Linked DNA regions of Homo sapiens: regions 2, 3 and 4 are each linked to region 1. The links are chromatin contacts, found by Hi-C or POLR2A ChIA-PET in ENCODE. All regions are on one chromosome and are shown on one strand. The core of a region is the stretch at or near the end of the contact, and the rest is flanking DNA. Distances in the headings are between cores, read along the strand shown. Region 1 overlaps SIPA1L1 (signal induced proliferation associated 1 like 1). Region 2 overlaps SIPA1L1 (signal induced proliferation associated 1 like 1). Region 3 overlaps SIPA1L1 (signal induced proliferation associated 1 like 1). Region 4 overlaps SIPA1L1 (signal induced proliferation associated 1 like 1).

The links. Hi-C counts contacts between places; a loop is a spot of excess contacts on that map. ChIA-PET counts read pairs that join two places held with the same protein, here RNA polymerase II (POLR2A). Pooled maps may share reads with other maps.
Region 2: a pooled map shows a loop between it and region 1 (5-fold over the local background). The contact joins two enhancer-like sites. A Hi-C loop is called at or near these places in 4 of 37 single-sample maps with no recorded cell type and 6 of 50 pooled maps. POLR2A ChIA-PET finds 5 or more read pairs at or near these places in 4 of 52 experiments (GM12878, activated B cell, activated CD4-positive, alpha-beta T cell and 1 more).
Region 3: a loop to region 1 is called in a pooled map, with 5 times the contacts of the local background. The contact joins two enhancer-like sites. A Hi-C loop is called at or near these places in 8 of 50 pooled maps. POLR2A ChIA-PET finds 5 or more read pairs at or near these places in 2 of 52 experiments (OCI-LY7 and activated naive CD8-positive, alpha-beta T cell).
Region 4: a loop to region 1 is called in a pooled map, with 7 times the contacts of the local background. The contact joins two enhancer-like sites. A Hi-C loop is called at or near these places in 1 of 168 maps with a recorded cell type or tissue (natural killer cell) and 5 of 50 pooled maps. POLR2A ChIA-PET finds 5 or more read pairs at or near these places in 2 of 52 experiments (OCI-LY7 and activated naive CD8-positive, alpha-beta T cell).

The regions. Positions count from the first base shown.
Region 1 is chr14:71,553,648-71,559,551 of GRCh38, reverse strand. All of the region lies in intron 4 of SIPA1L1 (signal induced proliferation associated 1 like 1), which reads right to left. Among named protein-coding and RNA genes, the nearest start is that of SNORD56B, 160 kb to the right of the region's middle. RefSeq lists a silencer at 3,410-3,509 and enhancers at 3,930-3,989, 4,100-4,159, 4,320-4,379. Within about 2 kb of position 3,756, at least 9 of the 41 ENCODE cell types and tissues checked have a DNase peak (open chromatin) inside an H3K27ac peak, as active enhancers do; they include GM12878, where a contact is called at or near this core.
Region 2 is chr14:71,355,351-71,361,254 of GRCh38, reverse strand. All of the region lies in intron 2 of SIPA1L1 (signal induced proliferation associated 1 like 1), which reads right to left. Among named protein-coding and RNA genes, the nearest start is that of SIPA1L1-AS1, 36 kb to the right of the region's middle. Within about 2 kb of position 2,499, at least 3 of the 41 ENCODE cell types and tissues checked have a DNase peak (open chromatin) inside an H3K27ac peak, as active enhancers do; they include GM12878, where a contact is called at or near this core.
Region 3 is chr14:71,708,177-71,714,080 of GRCh38, reverse strand. SIPA1L1 (signal induced proliferation associated 1 like 1) reads right to left here. Exons shown (of 24, transcript NM_001386936.1): 17 at 4,417-4,859. Among named protein-coding and RNA genes, the nearest start is that of RGS6, 220 kb to the left of the region's middle. Within about 2 kb of position 2,225, at least 2 of the 41 ENCODE cell types and tissues checked have a DNase peak (open chromatin) inside an H3K27ac peak, as active enhancers do.
Region 4 is chr14:71,688,847-71,694,750 of GRCh38, reverse strand. All of the region lies in intron 13 of SIPA1L1 (signal induced proliferation associated 1 like 1), which reads right to left. Among named protein-coding and RNA genes, the nearest start is that of RGS6, 240 kb to the left of the region's middle. Within about 2 kb of position 2,115, at least 3 of the 41 ENCODE cell types and tissues checked have a DNase peak (open chromatin) inside an H3K27ac peak, as active enhancers do.

The DNA of each region.
Region 1 (5,904 bases), core at 2,507-5,006:
CCCTTACCACCATAAATGATAAAATCATGAATGCTTGACAATATTTTACAACAATCCTGGCATAAAATTTTTCTGGGAGAGTCCAATGCCACTGGGCAGGGGAAAATCTATAAAAAGTACCTATTATTAAGAAAAGTTGGAAAAACTTCCTTTTGATGCCTTTCTCTACAAAAAGTAAAGCTGAGGCTGGGCACAGTGGTTCAAGACTATAATCTCAGCACTTTGGGAGGCCGAGGCGGGCAGATCACCTGAGGTCAGGAGTTCAAGACCAGCCTGGCCAACATGGCGAAACCACCTCTCTACTAAAAATACAAAAATTAGCTGGGTCTGGTGGCGCATGCCTGTAATCCCAGGTACTCGGGAGGCTGAGGTAGTAGAATCGCTTGAACCAGGGAGGCGGAGGTTGCAATGAGCTGAGATAGCGCCACTGCACTCCAGCCTGGGAGATAAGAGTGTGACTCCATCTCAAGAAAAAAAAAAAAAAAAGTAAAGCTGAAATTACGATTGAGTAGAAAATGAAAATGTTGACATCTGCTGCTAGTTTGCATGCATCAAAATGCTTCGGCAAGGCCAAGTGCCCTGGCTTACACCAGTAATCCCAACATTTTGGGAGGTCAATGCAGGAGGATCACTTGAGGCCAGGAGCTTGAGATCAGCCTTGGCAATACAGCAAGACCGTGTCTCTACAAAAAATAAGAAACTTAGCCAAGTGTAGCGGCGTGCACCTGTAGTCTCAGCTATTTAGGAGGCTCAGGTAGGAGACTTGGTTGACCCTGGAGGTTTGAGTATATAGTGAGCCATGACTGTGCCACTGTACTTCAGCCTGGGTGACAGAGCAAATCCTGTCTCTAAAAAAACAAAAACAAAATGCTTCAGGAAATTAAAAAGAGACTCCCAGATTATCTAGATTCACAAACTAAACCTACATCAGCAAACTACCTAAGTGCACATATGCCCGTTCAACAGCAACCACGGCTTTCACCAGCCTTCCACGCCATTTCTGATTACAGTTCTGGTTACAGCCAAGTGAAAACAGAGAGAGTGGTTAGCTAAGGCTCTTTAGTAACCTTCTCCCAGGAGAGAAATCTACCTTGAAACATGATGGAGCTCTCCACTGTCTGTAGTTTCCTACTGTCTCCTAAAAACCTATCACTCTTGATGTTATCCAGAAAATTAATGGCAAAGGTAAACCCAGGTTCATCTTTAGAAAAACAATGCTCTCTATATAGTCATGAGATCACCAAACATCTCATACAATGGCTGGTAAATTCTAGGTACTCAAGCAGAAGTATTTCTTTTTCCTATAATTTTAAGTCCGTGCCCTGATATTCACTCAACAAATATCCATTATTCCATAAATATTTGAGGCATCATTCTACATGCTGAAAATACTGCCCTAAAAATGTTTATATTTACTTTGAGAGACAGACAATAAACAAACATATGATGTAAGAGTATCACTACATACTTAGGCTTTAAATTCAATAAAATATTTTTTTACCTATGTCACCTGGAATGCCAACAAGAATATTACTTCTAAAAGTGAGTTTTTGGTGTAAAAATCATGAGACAACTGATTTAAGTATCACAAACCAACACTTAATAATTACCTACGATGTAAGTTAGCAATATTCATTTTCCAGCAAATTGGAAGCATTTTCACTTCAATGGATTTATATATTTCTAAAAAATTGAACTTGTACAAATTAGAAATATAGCAGTTATCACCATAAACTATGTTGGCAGTCAACTTGAGCCTAATGCTACAATCCATAACTATCACAGGAAAGTAAGGTAGGTTTTTTTATATCAGTTACATCTGAAAAGAGTCACAATTTCTGGGCCTCTTAAAGTATGAACTCACATAGGAGTCAATCATGACTAGTTTAATTTTATTTTACTTTGTTCATTTTCATATTTGTATTCAATAAGGTACTTTCGCAACGATCCAAATGTAACAGAACCACAGATTAACACAGAATTAAACAGGCACTCACATCTCAAGTACCACATCAAAGCCAAAAGTTAACAATTAGTGCAAGTGGCCCCTTTGTGCAGAGAACTACAAAAATACAACCTGTAGTAACCATGATCAGCAGCAAAGTGCTCCTAATTCTCAAATAGTGGATTTCTTTTCTTATGAAATTAATGGGTGGTAAGGACTTAGTTTGAAATTAATAAAATATCAGGGAAAAAATGTGATATCTAATGGGGAAACATTTTCCATGAGCAAAACTAATGAAAGAAATCACAAAAGAAAACATTGACAGATTTGGGTACATGAAACTTTTAAACATCTGTACATTAAAAGGCAAACCAAATACTAGTTTAAAAAATACCATAAATACAACGCAGACTGAATACACTGAATATATGCAAAGATTTGTGAAGGAAGATAAAATACTAAGATTCCAAAAGAAAAATGGGAAAAGAAGTATTAATGGGTATGGTGTTATGATAGCTATATTGGTTTTTGTCCACAGTTCCTAGCTCCTAACTCCCACAGTCCTTGTTATAATGCTGGGGTACTTTAGGCCTCAGGAAACAGAATCTCTCTCTCTCTGACCTCCTGTCCTTTCACCTGCCCAAGGCAGGGCTCTAATCTGATTGTGGATCAAAAGACACTCATTCCAGAGAGTCCTGCTCCATATCCTACGGGAAGGAAAGCTACACAGAAAGGCCAAGAAAAGTCTGAATAGACAGGCCTTGCTGGATTTAGATAATGTGCTTTTTGTCCAATCACATTTCTACACGGTTGTCAACCAGGCCATGTAATAAAACCTCCTTGTATAAAAACCCAAAGGACCAGGTTTGAAGAGCTTCTGGAGAGGTGAACATGTAGAAGTTCTTGGAAGGTGGCACGCCAAAGGAGGGCACGGAAGCTCCGTGCTCCTTCCCTGATACCTTGCCCTACACAACGCTTCATCTGAATCCTTTGTAATATCCTTTTAAATAAATCAGTAAACATGTTTCCCTGAGTTCTGTAAGCTGCTCCAGCAAATTAATTAAACCCAAACATGGGGTTGTGGGAACACCAACTTAAAGTTGGTCAGTCAGAAGTCTGGAGGCCTGGATTTACCAATGATGTCCAAAGATGTAAGGGGCAGTCTTGGGGACTGAGCCCCCAACCTGTGGAATCTGACACTATCTTAGGGTGGATAGTGTTGGAACTGAATTGAGAACATCCAGCCAGTGTACGCTGTTTGGCATGTGGAGAAAAAAACCCACAGCTTTTGTCACAGAAGTGTTTTCTGTGTTGATGATTGTCATGGTGGTATGAAAGCAGAGGAAAGACACGGTTTGAGAGTTTTTCTGAAACAGTAGGCAATTCACAAAAGAAAAAATTGGTTAAACATTTGAAAAATGTTTCTGTTCAATAAATACAATACAGGCACACCTCATTTTATGGCACTTCACTTTATTGCACTTTGCAGGTGTTTTTTTTACAAATTGAAGGTGTGAGGCAACCCTGCATTGAGCAAGTCTGTCAGTGCTATTTTTCCAACAGCATGTGCTCACTTCCTGTCTCTGTGTCACATTTTGGTAATTCCCACAATATGTCAAACTTTGTCATATTATTACATCTGTTTTGGTGATTTCTAATCTGTGATCTTTGATGTTACTACTAATCTTTTGGGGAATGCCACAAACTGCACTCACAGAAGACGGCAATCAATCAACAAATGTCAAACAATCAACAAATGTCGTTTGAGTTCTGACTGCTCCACCCACCAGCCATTCCCCATCTGCCTCCCTCTCTTTGGGCTCTCTAGTCTCTGAGACCACAACACTGAAATTAGAATGGCCTCTAAGTTCAAGCGAAACTTGAAAGTGAAAGGAAGAGTCACAGGTGTCTCATTTTAAATCAAAAGCTAGAAATGATTAAGCTTAGTGAGGAAGACATTTGAAAGTTGAGAGGCTGAAAGCTAGGATTGTACCAGTTAGCCAAGTTGTGAATGCAAAGGAAAAGTTTTTGAAGAAAATTAAAAGTACTACTGCAGTGAACACATAAATGATAAGAAAGCAAAACAGCCTTACTGCTGAGATGGAAAGTTTTAGTGTTCTGGAGAGAAAGAAGATCAAATCAGCCACAACATTCTCTTAAACCAAAGCCTAATCCAGAGCAAGGCCCTAACTCTCTTCAATTCTATGAAGGCTGAGAGAGGTGAAGAAACTCAGAAGAAGAGTTAGAAGCCAGCAGACATTGGTTCATCAGGTTTCGGGAAGGAAGCTGTCTCCATAACATGAAAGTGCAAGCTCACCAGCAAGTTATCCAGAAGATCTAGCTAAAATGATTGATAAGGTGACTACAATAAACAACAGATTTTCAGTATAGATGAAACAGCCTTCTCTTAGAAGAAAATGTCATCCAGGACTTTCATAGCTACAGAGGAGAAGTCAATGCCTGGCTTCAAAGGTTCAAAGAACAGTCTGACTCTCTTATTAGGGGCTAATGCAGCTGGAGACTTAAAGTTGAAGCCAATGCTTATTTACAATCTGAAAATCGTAGGGCCCTTAAGTATGCTTTAAGAAAAATAAGAGGTATTAATTTTTATAAAATGTGCTCATTAGCTACTGGAAGAGTGAAATTGTTGTTTTTTTTTTAAATTAGGAATATGTATCGAGAGCCTTTAAAATGCTTACATACTTTTTTTCCCAGTTATTTTATTCCTGAGTATTTTTTAAGGAAACAATTCAAAAGACAAAATTCTGTGCAAAAAAAGGGTTCATCACAGCATTATTTAGGATAGCAAGGAGCTATAAACAACCTAAATGCTCCCAAACTATGTTTATAGCAATAAATATTATAAAAAGTGTGGTAGCCCAAGTGTAGCAGATCAGGGGAACAAGAATGAAATTCCCAAAACCTCACCAAAAAATTTTATGAAGAATCAAATCACAGGATGTTGTAATTTGTGAACTGTTATCTTTTTCTTATCAATATAGAAGTTAACAACAACAACAACAAGCTCTCTTTATACAGAAGGTCACCTGTGGGAAGTGTTACTCAAGAATGCTGAGAACATCTTCGGTTTCACAGTGGGGCAGAACTGACAGGGAGCTAAAGACTGAAAGCAACAGAAAAAGAACATCTTTTCTCACCAGCCTACATCAGAAAAGCAGATACATTTTTTTAACTTTCTTCTTTAAAAATCTTTATATTTTTTATTTTTAAGTCTGTGGTGTTTAAGTTGCACGATTTTAAGGTCATCTGCTTTTAAATTCAATATCATGGCTTCATGTGTGCAAAGAAAGCAGTAATACTGTTTAAAAAGAAATGAGGAATCTAAACTTCCTTAAATTAACATTTGAAGGTTTGAGCACAGTGAAACCAAGGTTCAATATCAAGACATTAATTTGTTCAGAAAAAAAAATACTGTATCTTAAACAGAAAAAAATCTCTAAACTACCTTTGCTGAACAGAAATAACGTATCAGTACCATGTTCCTACAAACTAACAGAAGATGCTACAGGTCGTAAATATTAAGAAAGAAAACTTTTTTCTCTAATTTTATATTCATTCTTGCTACATTTGAAAGGACTGAACGGAATATTCCATTCAGATAGGCCAAAGTTCAAAGTCTGTACCTGGATGAGGACATGAATTTCAAACACAAACCACAATCTGAAAAATAGTCTGTCTCTAGTTACTTTATACAAAACACTATGCTAAGGTCTCAATTTAAGAAAGCTGACAAGAATTGCATTTATTCAATGAATCAATCAGTTCTACACTAAAAACTAGGTTACATACATTCTGATATTTGTTTTCTATATGAAAAAAAAAGAATTGTATATGATGTAGAGTAGCCCTACCTAAACAATACAATGGGATCTCTGAAGCACAGAAATCTATAAAATGGGTTCAGGCCAAGGAAAAAGTCTCCTTCCCTACACATTCCT
Region 2 (5,904 bases), core at 1,250-3,749, 200 kb after region 1:
TAGTACACCTGCTTTCTTATCAACTGTGAAAACTACATTTTGGAGTATACTAAAATTGAGTTACAACTCAGTTGCATGATCAATATCTCATTTAACCATGTGCTGCAAAAGCAAAATTTACATAAAAGATTAAGAAGTAAAAACCTTTATCATATCCCTAGTGAAGGGGGAAGGGTACAGTGAGGTTTGCTGTCTTTCTCCATACCAGTATAATTTTATCCTCAGGAAAAAAAAATATATATAAACTATATATACAAATCATCTCTCTTTTCAAAAACTGCTGCCAAAACCAGTACATCTAGGAAAAAGACACAAAATATGATGTCTTACTACCCTTACGAAGAATGGCATAAATAACAATCCTTTCTTAAGGTTTAAAATATTTTCTAAGTTTTTTTCACTGTGCTATCATTAATTTCCTCTAATGTAATTTTAGAACAGATCAAGTAGATACATTTCCTCATTTCAGTTTCTTTAAAACTTTGATTTGCTGACACTTCTTCTAAGACAATAATCAACAGTGATCTCTCATTCTGTTCATTTTCTCAACTTCCAAAAGGCAATTCCTCAAGTAAGCACATTTTTGCAAGACTAAAATAATGCACATACTTACACACATAAAAAGAGAAAGACATAAATACTTTGTATAGGATGAAATAACTGCGTGACTTTTGAAATTTTTAAGATAAAATGCAGACCTCAAAACAAGTTCGTAATTGCTCCCTGGGTTATCTCCAAAGAGAGGCTTGTACATTCGTCTCCTATTGATACTTCAGTGAAAATCTGTGACAAAAATTCATCCCAACTCTGCCGTTAACTAGCTGTGTGATAGATACTGGGCAGGTCGTGTAAGCTTTGGACTTAGGCTCATATAAAAAGTTGGCATATCTGATTTCTATAGTATTTTCTAGGTTTCTTAATATCTTCCTAAGACATTATCTATCATCTTTATTGTCACTGAATTCTAAAGGTCAAATATATCTTTAGATAATAAAAATAACCATTCATAAACTACCTTACGCCCTAGAACTCAATAGAAGACTACCATCAGCTTATCTGAAACCTTTAGAACATTATAAGCTTTATCTTCATTAAATGTTATCGCTTTGTCTCATGTTTTAGCATTTTGTAAAAAGTTTAGATTAGTAGAAATGTACTCTCACATCTAGATGACCCCGAAGCACTGTTCAACTCTCACAAGATGGGAGATCTTGATGCCTTCACTTCCTTCCTCATCCATCCTCCATCACCACAGTACCCTCATACCCTGAAACTCAACTTTTTGGGCCACAATGTTGACAACAAAAACCTTTTAAACCACTTATGTTAAAAATCAGCTACATGTCCAAGTCTGTATCTGAGAATCTCTGTATGCATTTTTATCATTTAGTACTCTCGATTTTAAGATCTAAAGAACCAGTTCCATTGATAATATCTGCATAATCTCATGACTCTTCATCTGAATCTGAGTTCCCTGTTTATTGCCAAACAAGCAAGGAGGTTCCAGAAAACTGTATACAACACAACTCATGCACTTACTTTCTTTATATACCAACTGATGATTTTGCCATCCTCAATTAAGTCAATTAAAAAAACAACCAGTAGGACTGAGAATCTGTCATTTTACCAGTAGGAATCCCAAAAAGCAGCTGCTTTTGCCAAGTTCATTCATTCAACACATTTATTATCTACTATGTGGCAGGCACTTTTTATTTTTCATCCTGGGGATATATAAACAGACAAAAGTCCCTGCCTTCATATGCTCTACTGAAGAAGATGACACACCATAAATAGAAACCATAATAGACAAATTATATGGAGGAGATGTACATATAAGGTGTATTAGTCTGTTCTCATGCTGCTAATAATGACATACCCGAGACTGGGTAATTTATAAAGAAAAAGAGGTTTAGTGGATTCACAGTTCCACATGGCTGGGGAGACCACACAATCATGGCGGAAGGTGAAGGAAGAGCAAAGTGACATCTTACATGGCGGCAGGCAAGAGAGCGTGTGCAGGGGAACTGCCCTTTATAAAACCATCAGATCTCATGAGACTTATTCACTATCATGAGAACAGCACAGGAAAAACCTGCCCCAATGATTCAGTTACCTCCCACTGGGTCCCTCCCACAATATGTGGGGAATATGAGAACCTCAATTCAAGATGAGATTTGGGTGGGTACACAACCAAACCATACCATAAGGTCAGAGGGGATACATGCTTGATATGGTTTAGATCTGTGTCCCCACCCAAATCTCAAGTTCAATTTTAATTCCCAGTGTTAGAGGTGGGGCCTGGTGCAAGGTGACTGGATTTTAGGGGTAGATCCTTCATGAATGATTTAGCACCATCCCTTTGGTGCTGTTCTCAAGTTCTCACGAGATCTGGTTATCTAAAAGTGTATAGCACCTTCCCACTCTCTCTCTTCCTCCTGCTCCAGCCATGCAAGACGTGCCTGCTTCCCTCTGCCATGACTAAAAGTTTCCTGAGGCCTCCCCAGAAGCTGTCATGCTTCCTGTACAGCCTGTGGAACCGTGAATCAATTAAATCTCTTTCTTTATAAATTACCCAGTCTCAGGTATTTATTTATACTAGTGCAAGAATTGACTAATACAGTGCTATTGCAAAGAAAAAGGACAGGCTGTTAAGAAAAAGGGATTCAGGAATGAATGGAGGGCAGGTGGGCTCAGTCTTAAACAGGACGGGGTCAGGGTAAGACTCACTACAAAGGCAGTGTCTGAGCAAAGACATGAAGGAGATGATGAAGTGAGCCAGACTGAAGTTTCCTAGTAATTCTTAACTTGTACCGACTATACACGTAATGGCAAATGCTTTAGCAAAAGAGTTATGTATGAGCAAATTTATAAACAACCCAGAGGACTAAAATAGAAGAGAGCTGTGTGTAAATCCCCTCCATTTTTGCAGCTTATTTTACCAAGTGAAACTTACAACTTCAATTAGGTATGCTTGGTGTGTTTTTACCCCAAGTGTTATTTTGAACAAAATTCTTACTTCTGTGATTCATTTTCCTCAAAATTCAAAAATAAATGTCCCACTATTCATTTGAAACATAAAAGAGCACCAGTGTTGGCCGGGCACAGTGGCTCATGCCTGTAATCCCAGCACTTTGGGAGGTCCAGGCAGGTAGATCATTTTGAGTTCAGTAGTTCAAGACCAGCCTGGGCAACATGGCAAAACCCGTCTCTACAAAAATACAAAAAATAGAGGCCAGGCACACTGGCTTATGGCCCAGTACTTTGGGAGGCCAAGGTGGACCACTCACTTGAGGTCAGGAGTTCGAGACCAACCTGGCCAATGTAACAAAACCTCGTCTCTACTAATAATACAAAAAAAAATTAGCTGGGCATGGTGGTGTGCACCTGTAATCCCAGCTACTTGGAAGGCTGAGGCACAAGAATTGCTTGAGCCCAGGAGGCAGAGGTTGCAGTGAGCCAAGATGGCACCACTGCACTGCAGCGTGGGTGACAGAGTAAAACTGTGTCTCAACAACAACAACAAAAATTAGCCGGCATTGATGGCTCATGCCTACAGTACCAACTACTTGGCAGGCTGAGGCTAGAGAATCGCTTGAGCCCAGGAAGCAGAGATTGCAGTGAGCGGAGATCATGCCACTGCGCTGCAGCCTGGGTGACAGAGTGAGACCCTGTTTCAAAAAAACAAAAGAGCACCAGTGTTATCAACCAACAACTCCACTAAGACATCCTGACTATTACGTCAGGGCTCAAATCCCAGTATGGGGAATCCAGGAGCTTTTCCCAGTGTGGAGAAACCTGTGCTTTCCTAGAGAGTTTAGTGGGAAATGAATAGGCTATGAAATCAGGCGGCCTTACCACCAACCAGTTATACAGTCTTGAGCAAATCACTTCAGCCCCTGGGCTTTGGTTTCCTCAACTATAAAAATCAGGGTGTTGGACCATGTGATTTCGAAGTTCCTTATAGGGCTAACTCTCTTTCACACACACACAAAAAAAAACTTCAGATAAATAGCCATCTATTAAAAATTATAACATTAGCCAAGCACGGTGACACACAGTCCCAGCTACTCGGGAGGCTGAAGGGGAGGATCACCTAAGCTTAAGCATAGGAGTTTGAGACTGCTGTGAGCTACGATCACGCCACTGCACTTCCCCCTAGGAGACCAGAGTAAGACCCTGTCTCTAACACATAAAATTTTTTTAAAATTATAATAATGTCATGATTTGTAATTCTGCTAACCCACCATCAGATTCATATTAATTTCATTCTTCAATATTCTTCAAATAACTAATGAATTTATACTAACTGATTCATAAGTCTCAACTCTCTCTGATCAGAAAAACAAATTCACAAGAATGGGTCTTGACTTGCAGTGGTATTCACCAAGGATTAAAAAAAAAAAACCCTGGAATTTCTCTGTCTTTGGCTTTCCTATCAACATACCCCTGCTAGCTTAAATAGAATTTTAAAGTAACACAACCATAAAATATTCTTTATATCCCTCAGTGAAATAGTATTTGTTGTTGCTGTATTTTGTAGAGACATGGTCTCACTCTGTTGCCCAGGCTGGAGTACAGTGGCACCATCATAGTTCAGTGCAGCCTTGAACTGGGCTCAAGCGATCCTCCTGCCTCAGCCTCCCTGGTAGCTAGGACAACAGGTGTGCTTTTTTTTTTTTTTTTTTTTGTAGAGACAAGGTCTTGCTATGTTGCCCAGGCTGGTCTTGAGCTCCTGGCCTTAAGTAACCCTCCTGCCACGGCCTCCCAAAGTGCTGGGATCACAGGCATGAGCCACGTGCCTGGCCCAAAAAGTACGTTTTTAAATAGTAGGTTTCCTTAAAAGTTTCACTTAAAAGCTTATATTATTGATTACTATTATACTGCTTATAATTATAATTAACATTATATTATTTTAAATTGATACTGTAATAAGTATCTGTTATTCATGGAGCCCCAAATCATCTTTGTTATGTTTTCACTACTTCCTTACTGTGTAAACCTCACTTCCCAATATAGAATTTAAAAAAAGAAAGCAAATAAGCAAATTGGGGGTATACAAGCAGACATGTTAATTAGGTTCCACCAACCAGACATACCACATGGGGCTCCTTCAGAACGGTGTTATGTAGGGAAAGTGGAAGAAGGGGGGTGAGTCTTGCTTGGGTTCCTGGTTTGCAGCACCCTGACTTTATCAGTAGCAGCAGCTCCTCAGCAGGCTTGTTCCACAGTGCAGAACTGGCAACCATTCCCAGAAACTCAGAGTACAGTCTCTTTTGTCAGCCTGCCCAATCTGCTAAACTAGCTATCACCCTTAATAAATCACTTGCTGCTTACACTACTAGAATAACTCTTAGTATCTGTAACAAAAAACCCCAACCAACACTCATAGCAAATATTCATTTCATTATTTCCACATACAAGAGCTGAGATTGAAAAGAAAACAACACACAAAACATTCCACCATACAAGCCAAGAATTCTTTGTTTCAAGCCAGGGCTTATATTCACAATCAACACTTCGAACCTTCCCTTATATGTACTTTCTCATAAATTTCATCACCTCTGCCATGCAAGGAGAAGAAAATGGTTTTTGCCTAACTAATTTTCTATCAATAAAGAGTCTGATGACAGTAACTTGGCAAGATATTTGAGAAGAGGATACAATAAACATCATTTTCTATACCAGCTCAAGTTTATGGAGAATCCTGCAGTGTTAGGTAGCACTTTCAGAACATTCCCCAACTGCAGGCAAGGTGATCTAATGCCGTATTTGAATGCCAAAATGATCAGTACTTCGTGCCAAGGCATAACTTAATTCACAAAGCAGCAGTGAACTTTTCACTGATTTCCTCCATCCCTCAGGGTAAGATAATCACGTTAAAACCACAGACACATCAGGCAACTA
Region 3 (5,904 bases), core at 976-3,475, 160 kb before region 1:
TTAAAATGATCCATACCCACAACCTAGGCTAAGGCAAATAGAGTCAACCACATCTCTTAAGAGAAGTTCTGGTTTTGTTATTTTAGAGGGTGAATTTTCATATTCTGAGTTAGTCCATAATATTTAGAAAAATAACATTCTCATCTTAAGGAAAAAATATAAAAGAGAGGCAATTAATTGTTAGTAACTAAAAAAAAAAACATTTCCAGGCAGAAAAGATTTAGAGAAGGAAATGTTACAGGTAAAGACAACGGAGTAACTTCTAAACAAAGATGGAAGGCATATTTCTCACATCCATAGGATGCCAATGAGGGTGCAGGGAACAGGGCATACACAGAGGCACACAGACAGCCCAGTGTGCCAGAGTAGCCTGAGGCAGTCCTAATGTTCAATGTAAACCACACATAAGAAGCCTTTCTTTTCCTCAGCTCTCAAGAAACATACAGCTTTTGTGGCATGAACCATCAACCAGAAAAAGCACATTCATGAAATTGAGCTGTGTTGACAACTGTGGGCAGGCATTTTTCTTGGTCTTTAACCAGTTCTTCCAGTGATAATGTCAGACACTGACCAACATATATCTAGATCCTGACTGATATTTGTATATTAGCTGTTCTAAAGTTTTTCCTTGTCATACTTCGTAGAGTTTACAAACTTTTATGTAGACATGACAGTTTACTAAGACTTCATGCTACACAAAGACTCTATGTATGCTCTCATACCTACACCTATAAGCACTGCAGCTCTGTGCAAATACTGATGCATCTGTACAATAACCTTCAAAATAGTTAGTGGTTTTCTAAGAGCCAGGAGTTGAGGATTTATGTAACTTTTGAACTGGTTTGAGTCATCAGGCAAAAAACATAAAGAAAAGTCATTCTTTCATTTTTTTGAGACAGTGTCTCACTATGTTGCCCAGATTGACCTCTAACTCCTGGGTACAAATGATCCTCCTGCCTCAGCCTCCTGAGCAGCTGGGACTATAGGCCCATGTCACCGTGCCCAGCTAGTTATTCCTATTTGCTCATTGGCATGTATTGAGTATCAATCTATTATGCTCATGTTGGCACGGCCTATGCAAATATACTTAGGATGAACATATTGGGTGAAAAATCCTCTTGTACTGACTAGATGGCAGTAAAAAGGTATATGTGATCGCATAAGTGGGTAGTAATTGGCTACAGGTGTCTGAGGGGGCCTTAGGGAAGCAAGAGGAAGGAGACCTGGAGAATAGCTGGCTAACAACCGTGGACACCAAAACAAGTCAGGTCAGTCAGTTACAGAAGAGATATCTATGTGCAAGCATGAGGTAGGGTTTTTAGCTTTCTCATGTGTGTTCTCAAATTAAGCTCCAACACCAGAAACAGCATTGGTCAGCAGGTCTAGAGGATTTTGGACTAACTGAGGAGGTCCTTGATTGCCACACAAACTGGCACTGCCTACTGCCAAGGCCAGAACGCTAAGAAGAAAATGAATGCTGCTTAAATTTAAGAATGTCCTTAAATTACTACTATCTTCACCTCTCCTAGGCTTACCACTAATCTTTTTTTTTTCAGTGGTTCATTTTAAGATCTGAAAGTGAAACAGCCATTACCAAAAAATAAAATAAAATAAATTTTCTCCCTAAATTTCCAAGCTTCATAAAGATACACATATATTCTAGGGAGCAATAATTTAGAGCAATTAATAGACGTTTTTAGTTATAGAAAGTTACCAGTATGTGTGGCTTCTTTTAATGACATTCAAATATAGCAACTCTATGTAATTACCAACCTGTATTAATGTAGCTCTCATGAGGAGCTACAAAAGATCTGCATGATCATCAAGAGGGAGACTAGAGGACAGAGAAGGTAGGAATGGAGCCCAGCCAGAAAGATGCAGTGAAACTTAATCACTGTAATTTAGACTTTGTCACTGAGTCCCAGGTACAAGCTCTTTTAAGCACTGTCAAGATATCTCTACATTAATTGCTGTTCCTGTCTTCTGAGGACACAAACACTCTAATTTGCTGTGATTTTAGTTTTTCTATAGCAATGTGCATTTGGTGGCTAAGTCCCCTTTCCTCCAGAAAAGGCAGGCTGCTAAAGCTCTGATTATCCAACTCACTCTGCCAAGATCAACATACCAAAGTCTCAAAACATCCCTACTTACCAGAGTCTAGAAATGAATGTGACTCAAATGAGTGGGTGAGAAGCTCTGCCACCCTCCCTGAATGGCCACATTCTTCTCTTCTCTAGTAAGTTTGACTTTCAATAGGAGAGTTATTTCTAAAGGATGATTTCAATGATTCTGCATTCTTCCAGTTAGAAGCAGAAAATTTAGATAATCCTTTGAGGCCTTCAGGCAGCTCCAGTCAGCACATTCAGATAATGCAAACCCAGATGCTTTTTTCAGGGAGCTTTGTTGATCCCCTGGGATTTGTTAGATAATGGCACAGCCGCACATTCTGTGCTTTGGTTTCAGGGGCCCAGCTCTTTCCAATCTCACTCCATGGTGATGCCATTTGAGACAAGATCTCTATAACCAACTTTCTTCTGCCATCACATTGGACCAGAGAAATATTTTCAGATGGAAGACATTCTTAAAAAAAGGCATCCTCCTTTCAAAATGACAAATTGAAAACCAAAGAAATAGGAGTCAAACTAAACTTAAAAACCAGAGAGAAACTATTCAGATATGCAAAATGTTCTAAGTCAATGCACAGTCTACTGAGATGGGGATGTGCCAAGAACAGCCAGCGAGTGTCATCATTCTGTCTTGTGTGATTCTGTCTATATGGTTATGGCATCTGATGCCCACTTCCTGTTCTACTTTGGCAAACACATCTCTTATACCATTTGAATCAAACAATCTACTTTCTGAATTGTGGAACGGAATACATAGTACTCAAGAATACTGAGACTACTTTCCCAATTTCCTTTTGCTTGGAAGCCATGGAGTTTCCAGACCTATCACCATCATTTTGAGATCTGCAATGTGGTAGTGGTAAACAGAAACAAAACTAGTGAAAGGCTTCATTCCATGGGGCCTGACATTTTAAATGAAGGGAAGCTCAATGATAAGTAGCGATAGAGACTCCATGAGAAAACAAAATACTTAGCTGGTCAAGTGAAAGCAATCCAAATTAAGTAGAGGATGTCCTCTCTCCTTAAGGTTATCTGGGGTTTACTGACAGATTATGTGCCTAGATTTCCATTTGAAAAATAAAAACTAAATTAAGCCTCTCTATTACTTTTCTTTTTCTTTCTTTCTTTCTTTTTTTTTTTTTTTTTTGAGACAGAATCTCACTCTGTTGCCCAGGCTGGAGTGCAGTTGTGTGATCTTGGCTCACCGCAACCTCTGCCTCCTGGGTTCAAGCGATTCTCCTGCCTCAGCCTCCCAAGTAGCTGGGATTACAGGTGCCTGCCACCATGCCCAGCTAATTTCTGTACTTTTAGTAGAGACGGGGTTTCACCATGTTGGCCAAGCTGGTCTCAAACTCCTGACCTCAAGTGATCTGCCCACCTCGGCCTCCCAAAGTGCTGGGATTACAGGCGTGAGCCACCACGCCCAGCCTCTACTATTTTTCTTGCGGTCATAATCATAGCAGACCCAGAAGACAGCAAGGTTAGATGGTCTCACACATTGATCAATGACTGACAACAATCGAAGATAAAAGGAGAAACCACACAGAGATCAACAGGCCTAAAAAGACAGTGATGGAATGCTTCTTCCCTATGTGGATCTTGTCACATTGGGGATTTTAGGCTCCAATCAAGAGGAAACGACAAATAGTATTTATTTTATCTAGAGGTGTGATCTCCAAGGATACAGGGGAATGTGTACTTTCCTATTCTGAAAGGTATGTCTAATTTTAGCTACACGTTTCTATTGGACATCCCCCACTCTCAACCCATTGCTGCCAGGAGCCAATTACTGAAAAAAAGTTACAATGTAAATATCAGGTAAGTGAGGTTCTCGGCTTGAGAGGCACGTAAAGGACGTGCTTGGCATCGCAAACGATGCTCTGTTACTCAGAAAAGACCTCTGTCTTTTAACAATATGGTCAATATTTTAAAAACATAGTCTTCAAAAGCTTGTCCCAGTATACATTCCCTATTACTCACCGAAAGCCAACATTACAAAATTACAAATTTCCTCTCAAATTGTAGTAGCCAGGAACATTATTTTAAAAATCAAATCCAACTTTAAAAAGAATAAATCTGCAAAATTTTCTCACAGTTTAAAATAATGCACTAAAATTGCAGGATTAAAGTATTTTGAAGGCAAATAAAGGGCATTAAACATATAAAAATAATTGTCACTGCAGAAAAACCTCCTTTCCTTATACACTATTGAGCAAAGTAAAGTGGGCTGAGGCCAGGGAACTGGGCTTAGGTCTGGGCTGGGAATCAGACAGCGGGGAAGGGTGGTTACCTTGTGTGGGAAGCAGCATCGTTTATACTGAAGGTGCTGTTCTCCCTTGTCAGAGGGGTCGAGCCGGCTTGGCTCTTGCTGTGTATGTCTAAGCTCAGGGAAGACTCTGTTTTCCGGTCCAGGCCGTGGCTCTCTGTCTCCAAAGTCCGATCTGCCATGGAGATTACTTCACTGGAGCTGTGCCATAGGGGTGCCACTTTCTCCTTGCCTGGCCCTGAGCGAGGTGACGATGTGGCAGCCCCCAGCGAGGCTGTGCTGCCGTGGCTGGGGCCATAAGAGGTGGTGTCAATGCCACTGTCAGCAGAGGTGCCTTGCAGATAGTTATAGCTGTTGAGTTCGGATTCTGTGCGGTCCCCATCGTACCACTTCTCATCACTATGGGCACTTGACGCATTGCTGGAGAGAGTATTGCTACTGGAGTGGCTCGAGTAGTGGCTATCAGACTGCAAGAGAAGCAGAATTTATTTGAGTGCAAAGTTTTGCTTCCTGAACAAGAGAATAACAGAAATGACACTGTGATTAATTTCTAGTTATAGGGCTCTGAAGGCCTAAAAGTTCCAATAATGACTAGTCACAGTAAGACAGGGAACCTATGTCACTATGGTCCATTCAGAAGTATCCATGGTAAAGGGTACTAGAAACGTGTTTTTTTTTTTTAATCTATTTTTCATTATTTGATTTATGCTAAAGTATCAATACTATTGAGATTATTTTAGTCAGGAAGAAATTTAAATTGTCATTGAAGTTTTAGTATCTTAAAAGAGAAAGGAAATGACATTTCCAAAGGGATTATAATTAGAAAGCATGTTAATTCTAAAAGCCCTATTTGTTCAGAGTAAATAGAAGGCTGAATATAAGACTTATGTCTAGAGAGACCTCCTTCCCCAATTAGCCTCTGTTTAGGAGACAGCCTTCTAAGACATGCTTTGAGGTGAAATTTATACAGAGGTACCAAGGCAATTCAATGGGGAAAAAATTAGGTTTATCATGAAATGATGGTGAGACAACTGAATATTCACATGCAAAAAAGAATAAAGTTGGAACTGGGGCAGTGGCTCACACCTATAGTCCCAGCACTTTGGGAGGCCAAGGCAGGTGGATTGCTTCAGCTCAGGAGTTCAAGCCCAGTCTGGGTAACACAGCAAAACCCCATTTCTACAAAAAATACAAAAATTAGCCAGGCATGGTGGTGCCTGCCTATAGTCCCAGTTATATAGGAGGCTGAGGTGGGAGGATCGCTTGAGCCCAGGAGGTTGAGGCTACAGTGAGCCGAGATTGTGCCACTGCACGGCATTCCAGCCTTGGTGACAGAGTGATACCCTGTCTCAAAAAAAAAAAAAAAGAAAGAAAGAATAAAGTTGGATCCTTACCATATAGAAAAATAAACTCACAAATGATCAAAGATCTAAATGTAAAAGCTAAAACTATAAAGCTCTTACAAGAAAACATATGTGTAAGTCTTCAGGACCTCCAGTTATAAAATGGTTT
Region 4 (5,904 bases), core at 866-3,365, 140 kb before region 1:
GACAAAGATTAATACCTCTTTCAATTGCTGTGAGATCTTTCCATTCTGTTGAATACAGGCAATATTCTTTTTAAAGAATGCTCTGGTCACTGTCAGAGAGGAATTCTGTAAATCTTTTAGCATTAATTTCAGAAGATTTTCTTCTCTATATTTTTATAAATTTAGTCAAGAAATAACTAAACATTTTTAAAATAACTGATACTAAACATCCTCTGGGGCTTCCTTCTGCTGAAATAAAACACCAGGGCTTTTTTTTTTATTGTACTAAGAATGCGCAATTGAAAAAGTCATGATCATCACCATCCAGAGACATTACTTCCACAGTCTTTTGACTACACTTAACACTAAACACCAGCTTTTCATTTATATGCAATGCACTTCACTGCAGTGAAAACAGAGAGTTGAAGGGGTTGGACATTTAGGAAGAGATGGTCCAAGATACGTCCTTCATTCTTCCAGAAGCAGTCGCACACCAGGCTAAAAAAGAGAGCTGACACACACACATACACACACGCACACACACACGGATTTCTAACACAACCACCCCTGTCCTCCACCACACCTATTCCATGAATCAACTCACAGGACGACATATATAGTGCCAACATTAATAGATTCTTATTAAACTGATCACTCCAGATTATGACTGATTACAACTTATCAACTTATGGCTATGGAATTCTAAGTGACAAGTTGATGGTAAAATATTTTCCTAACTGATTAGGTAAGATTAATTAAATCTCTATTCTATTTCTTACTTTTTATTCCAACATGAGATATGTACAAGGACATAAGGCCCTCAGTAACCCAAGTGCAAACAGTGAGCTGGTGGTATAAACAAGTGAGAGCACTTCAAACAGCAGCAGTGATGGACAAATTAAATGCTTGAGTCCATAATTAAGCACAGCATTTTACCACAACTTAGCAATTGCTATCCAACCAGGGAACAGGACCAAGTTAAAGTCTTCTGTCTTCAGCCATGTATATCAACTAGGATTCTTCCAAAATTATGTAAAAAAAAAAAAAAAGAAAAGAAAAAAGAAAAATCTCTACAACAATTCAAGGTGATGTAATTTGGGTGCTATAACCGGAGTAGTTTGAACAAGTTGTGTTCAACTTCAAGCAACTCGTGCCTGTCTTTTCATCACTTCCTGTTGTGTACTTTGTGAACAGAGTTACTGCTGGCTTTCTAACCACATAATTCATACCAGCTGTTCAGACTAGATCATGGGAATCCTGTTCTTTTTTTTTTGAGACGGAGTCTTGCTCTGTCTCCCAGGCTGGAGTGCAGTGGTGTGATCTCGGCTCACTGCGATCTCCTCCTCCCAGGTTCAAGTGATTCTTCTGCCTCACCCTCCCGTGTAGCTGGGATTACAGGCACCCGCCACCACACCCAGCTAATTATTGTGTTTTTAGTAGACAGGCTTTCGCCATGTTGGCCAAGCTGGTCTCCTGACCTCAGGTGATCCACTTGCCTCGACCTCCCCAAGGGCAGGGATTACCAGTGTGAGCCACAGCAGTTGGCCCCAAAATCCAAAACTTTTTGAGCGCCAATATAACATTCAAATGAAATGCTCATTGGAGCATTCTGGATTTCAAATTTGGGATGCTCAACCAATAGGATCAATGCAAATATGCGCAAAATTAAAAAAAAATTGAAATTTGAAACATTTCTGGTTCAAGCATTTTGGGTAAGGGATGCTGAACCTGTATTACCCTAATTAATCTTCACAGACTCTAAGAGGTGGGGCTGTGACCTACTTGAGTCATGGGGATGTTAAAGTGCAGAAGGACAGGACCTTGCCCACTGCCACACACTCCCAGTAGCGTAGGCAGGATGCAAATCATGGCCCCTGGACAGCACAGCCTACCCTCCTGGTGCTTCTAGGAATTTCCAGGCAGGTCACACTAATACACAGGTGGCCCTGCAGAGAGGAAGCCGTTATGGAAACATTTCCCTAGGGTGAGTGCAGAATAGCTACTTTCGAGGCCCAAGGAATGATGAGTAAGTAACTGAAGAGCTGGAGCTGGACACAGTACTGGAGCATTCTCCTCCCATTCCTGGGCCACTCTGGAGTTTGTAAACGATGGGGAACTGGGAGGTGTGCCAAGCTGAAGCCATTGTGCCCATTTCCTGAATGCCTGAATAGGAACCACTGTTGCAGTATCATCTAAAAATGTGAACTTGCAAATCACATCAACTCTAATCCTGACATGGATGCCAGAGTACGCTGTTTCCTGCAAGGAGTGGAAAACAGGAGCCTTCAGAGTCCGGTCACTTTAAGTCAAATGCGGCCCTCTGCTTTTCTCCCTTGTCTTGGCTGACAAATACACCACCAGAATTCAGTTCCAACTAAAACCTTTTGAAGGAGTCAATCAAGATCTTGCATTTCACTTTGAGTCAATTTTAGAAAAGCTCTACCAGCAATATACTTTTAAAATGAAGTATTCTAAACTTAGTCAACAAAAACCAAATAATTCTACTTATATCTATGTTTAATGCTATAGCTTTATCAGACTATCAAGTGCTTTGCCTTTACCTATCATCTAATTTTTATAAAAGGAAATTGGTTTATTTTCTCCAAGATAGATTAAATTCTGTCCCCAGTTACTTAAATAAGCCCTTTTGTTATTAAAGGGTCATTACCACAAATGGAAAGTAGAGGAAACTCTTCGTGTGGAAAGCTGGACTACCATGTGAAGTGTAGACACACTAAGTTGAGGAAACTCTTCTTAAAAAAAGCATTGGGAGCCTATTAAATGCCAGAGTCTGTGGCTGGTATTTGGAATACAAAGATGAATAAGACAGGCTAAGTTTAAAGAAATGGACAAATAACATTAAAGCGAAGTTTCATAAATTTTGTGAGTGAAGAAGCCATGTGGTGGTAAGAACATTCCTAGTGAGGCAATTAAGGTAGAAATGGGAGGAGAGTGTTTTGGGGAAATTAAAGGCGACTTGTCAGAGGAGCAGGCATGGCAAGACTTCAGCAGTCAAAAGAAGGAGTGGAAGGTGCACCAAGTAGAGGAGCTCCTAAAAAGGCATCAAGGGGAACATAGTGCTTGCAGAGGAGAGAGCCACTCCCATGCCTAGGGATGGGGGTGGTGACGATGATAGGGGAAAAGGGAAAGGCAAGTCCACATAGACAAACTTTTTGGGAGGGACAGGGTCTCACTCTGTTACCCCGGCTGAAGTGCAGTGGCGTGATCACGGCTCACTGCAGCCTCAAATGCCCAGGCTCAGGTGATCCTCCCACTCAGCCTCCCAAGTAGCTGAGACTACAGGCATGTGCCACCACACCTGGCTAATTTTTTTTTATTTTTTGTAGATACGGGGTCTCACTATGTTGCCCAGGCTGGTCTTGAACTCCTAGACTCAAGCCATGCACCAGCCTTGGCCTCCCAAAGTGGTGGGATTATAGGCATAAACCACAGCACCCAGCCAACACAGGCAAACTTGCTGGTGAGTTGGACTTGATCCTGAAGGCTGTGTGGAACTATGGAAGGGCTATAATGAAAAGGCACAGCCTGAGGAGTATATCCATTTTTATTAGGTCATCCTTCCAGTGGGAGGCTGGTAATCATACCTAGAGGCTGTTGGCAACAGTTTAGGTAAGCAAAAGAAACTTAGTGCGAAATGAGAACTTCTCAGGCAATGGCAGGAACATGTGTGGAGATGGGATGATAGTGCTGAGGGGAAGTTGATAACGAATCCTACTTCTGCTCTGGATACTCAGGTAGATGGCAAAGCCATCCACCAAGGTGGGTAACACACGAGACGGAAGAGGCAGAAGGAGGGGCAGGTGTGAAGGTCAAGTCAGCTTGAACTTGTGAATGTGAGACACTTTCATGCCTTTCAAGTGCATATGTTCAGTAGGTAGTCAGGAATATGAAAAGTGAAAAAGAGACCAAGGCAAAACAGATCAGCTAAGGAACTGCCCACATACAGATGACAGTTGAGGTTGCTCAAGTGGATGAACCTTCTAGAAGAATTGCACAGTGTGGGATTCAAATAAAAATGAGGAAGAAGTGGGGAACACAAATTTCAGGGTGATGAGATAGGCGCAAAGAGCTGACGATACAAAAAAAATCAGGAATACCTTTTGGAAGACAAGGAAATGTAATTTGAAGAAGGAGGGAGTAGTGAATGGTATCAAATAAGCTAAGGACCTAACACCATCCAGAAGCTTTAGAAATGTAGAAGTTAGCTGGGTGCAGTGGCTCTCACCTGTGATCCCAGCACTTTGGGAGGCTGAGGAGGGAGGATCACTTGAGGCTAAGAGTTTACAACTAGTCTGGGCAACAGAGTGAGACACTGTCTCTATAAAAAAAATCATTTCAAAACATAAGCTGGGTGTGGTGTGGCGTGCACCTGCAGTACTAGTTACTCAGCAGATTGAGGTGGGAGGATGGCTTGAACCCAGGAGTTTGAGTTTACAGTGAGCTAAGATCAATGCCACTGCGACAGAGTGAGACCCTGTCACAAAAAAAAAATAATTAAAGAAATGAAAAGAAATATGGAAGTCAATGGGCAATGGGGACCTAGCTGGAGCATTCCCAGTGAAGTTCAAAAGTCCCATGATTTCAGGATCCTCATGGCAAGGCACGAAGCTGTGATGGAGGGGGCCAGTATTTGGAAAGCACAAGTCTGAGGCTTCTAACCACAGCTAATATTCTAAACAAAAGAAGAGTAAACATTAAATGGTGCTTGTTTTGTTTGAAAGCAGAAAATGACACAGTGGAAGATTAGCTTAGATCCTGTATGATATAACAAACTTAAAAAGTATTTCCTTAAAAATCAAGACTGAATGGTCACGTGACTATTATGCTCTCTGAGAGGAGAACTCTTTTAAGTTTGTTTCCACCATATTCACACCCTATATGGTGCTGGTGTCTGTAAGGAAGGAGGGAGGGAGGCTGCAGACGCAGCTGCCATAACTGCGTGAACAAAAAAGGCCCCCCATCCAGCTTCTTAAGAGTTAAGTGCAGGGGTCTCAAGGGGAGTAACAATGACATCCAGGTAAAACTCAGAAGTACCAAGTGTTCAGTGAGCTCTAACATCAAATATTTACATAAAGGCTGGTAATACCAGCCTAAAAAAAGGAGAAAAGAAAATCATTTTACATGCTAAGATGTCTGTTGTTTATCCAAAGCCCCTCAAATAGCTCAACTTTTATAAGCATATTAACACAGATCAGGGTTTTATTGCTGATCCCGCATTATGTTTAAACACAGTAATGTATCAAGTTCAGCGTGCCACAGCCAGCAATTTTTATTTCAATCCTACCCTTAAGCTCTAGGTAAATTTGAGGCCAAAATAGTGACCGTATCATATTACCTATTTCTGTTGAACGAATGTTAATTGTTAATAACTACTACTCTCACAAATACTGTAAAATTCTGTAATCAGAAAGCCACCTGGAGAGCATAAAACTCATATATTTAAACCAAATAGAAATTAGACTTTATTCTATTTAGATGCCAAATGGATTATCAATTCTTACTGTGTCAGTTTCTCTTAACTATGTATAAAGAACATCATCCAACTAAAGAATTTTTATTAAAACTCAAAACACCAACATTTTTATGTCATAAAAATCCTGACCTTGATATTAAAGGAAAAATATTATGCAGATTTATTTTTTTTGTTCCTAATGACCTTTAAGTCTGGGATACTACATACAAATTAAAGAAAAACTATGCTTCTACAAGCAGTAAATTAGTGTTTTCACCCAAAATGGACTGTGTTGGATCCATCCATGGTTACTTAAGTGGGCAGATTTGGGGAGCACTGGAGGAGTAGACTTGAGATGGCTGCTAACTTGAGCTTAAGTATAGCTGGTTTCTCTATGGTTAAACACAATTTCCCTAACCTACAGGAGAAAAAATGAATGGAATGAACAACTG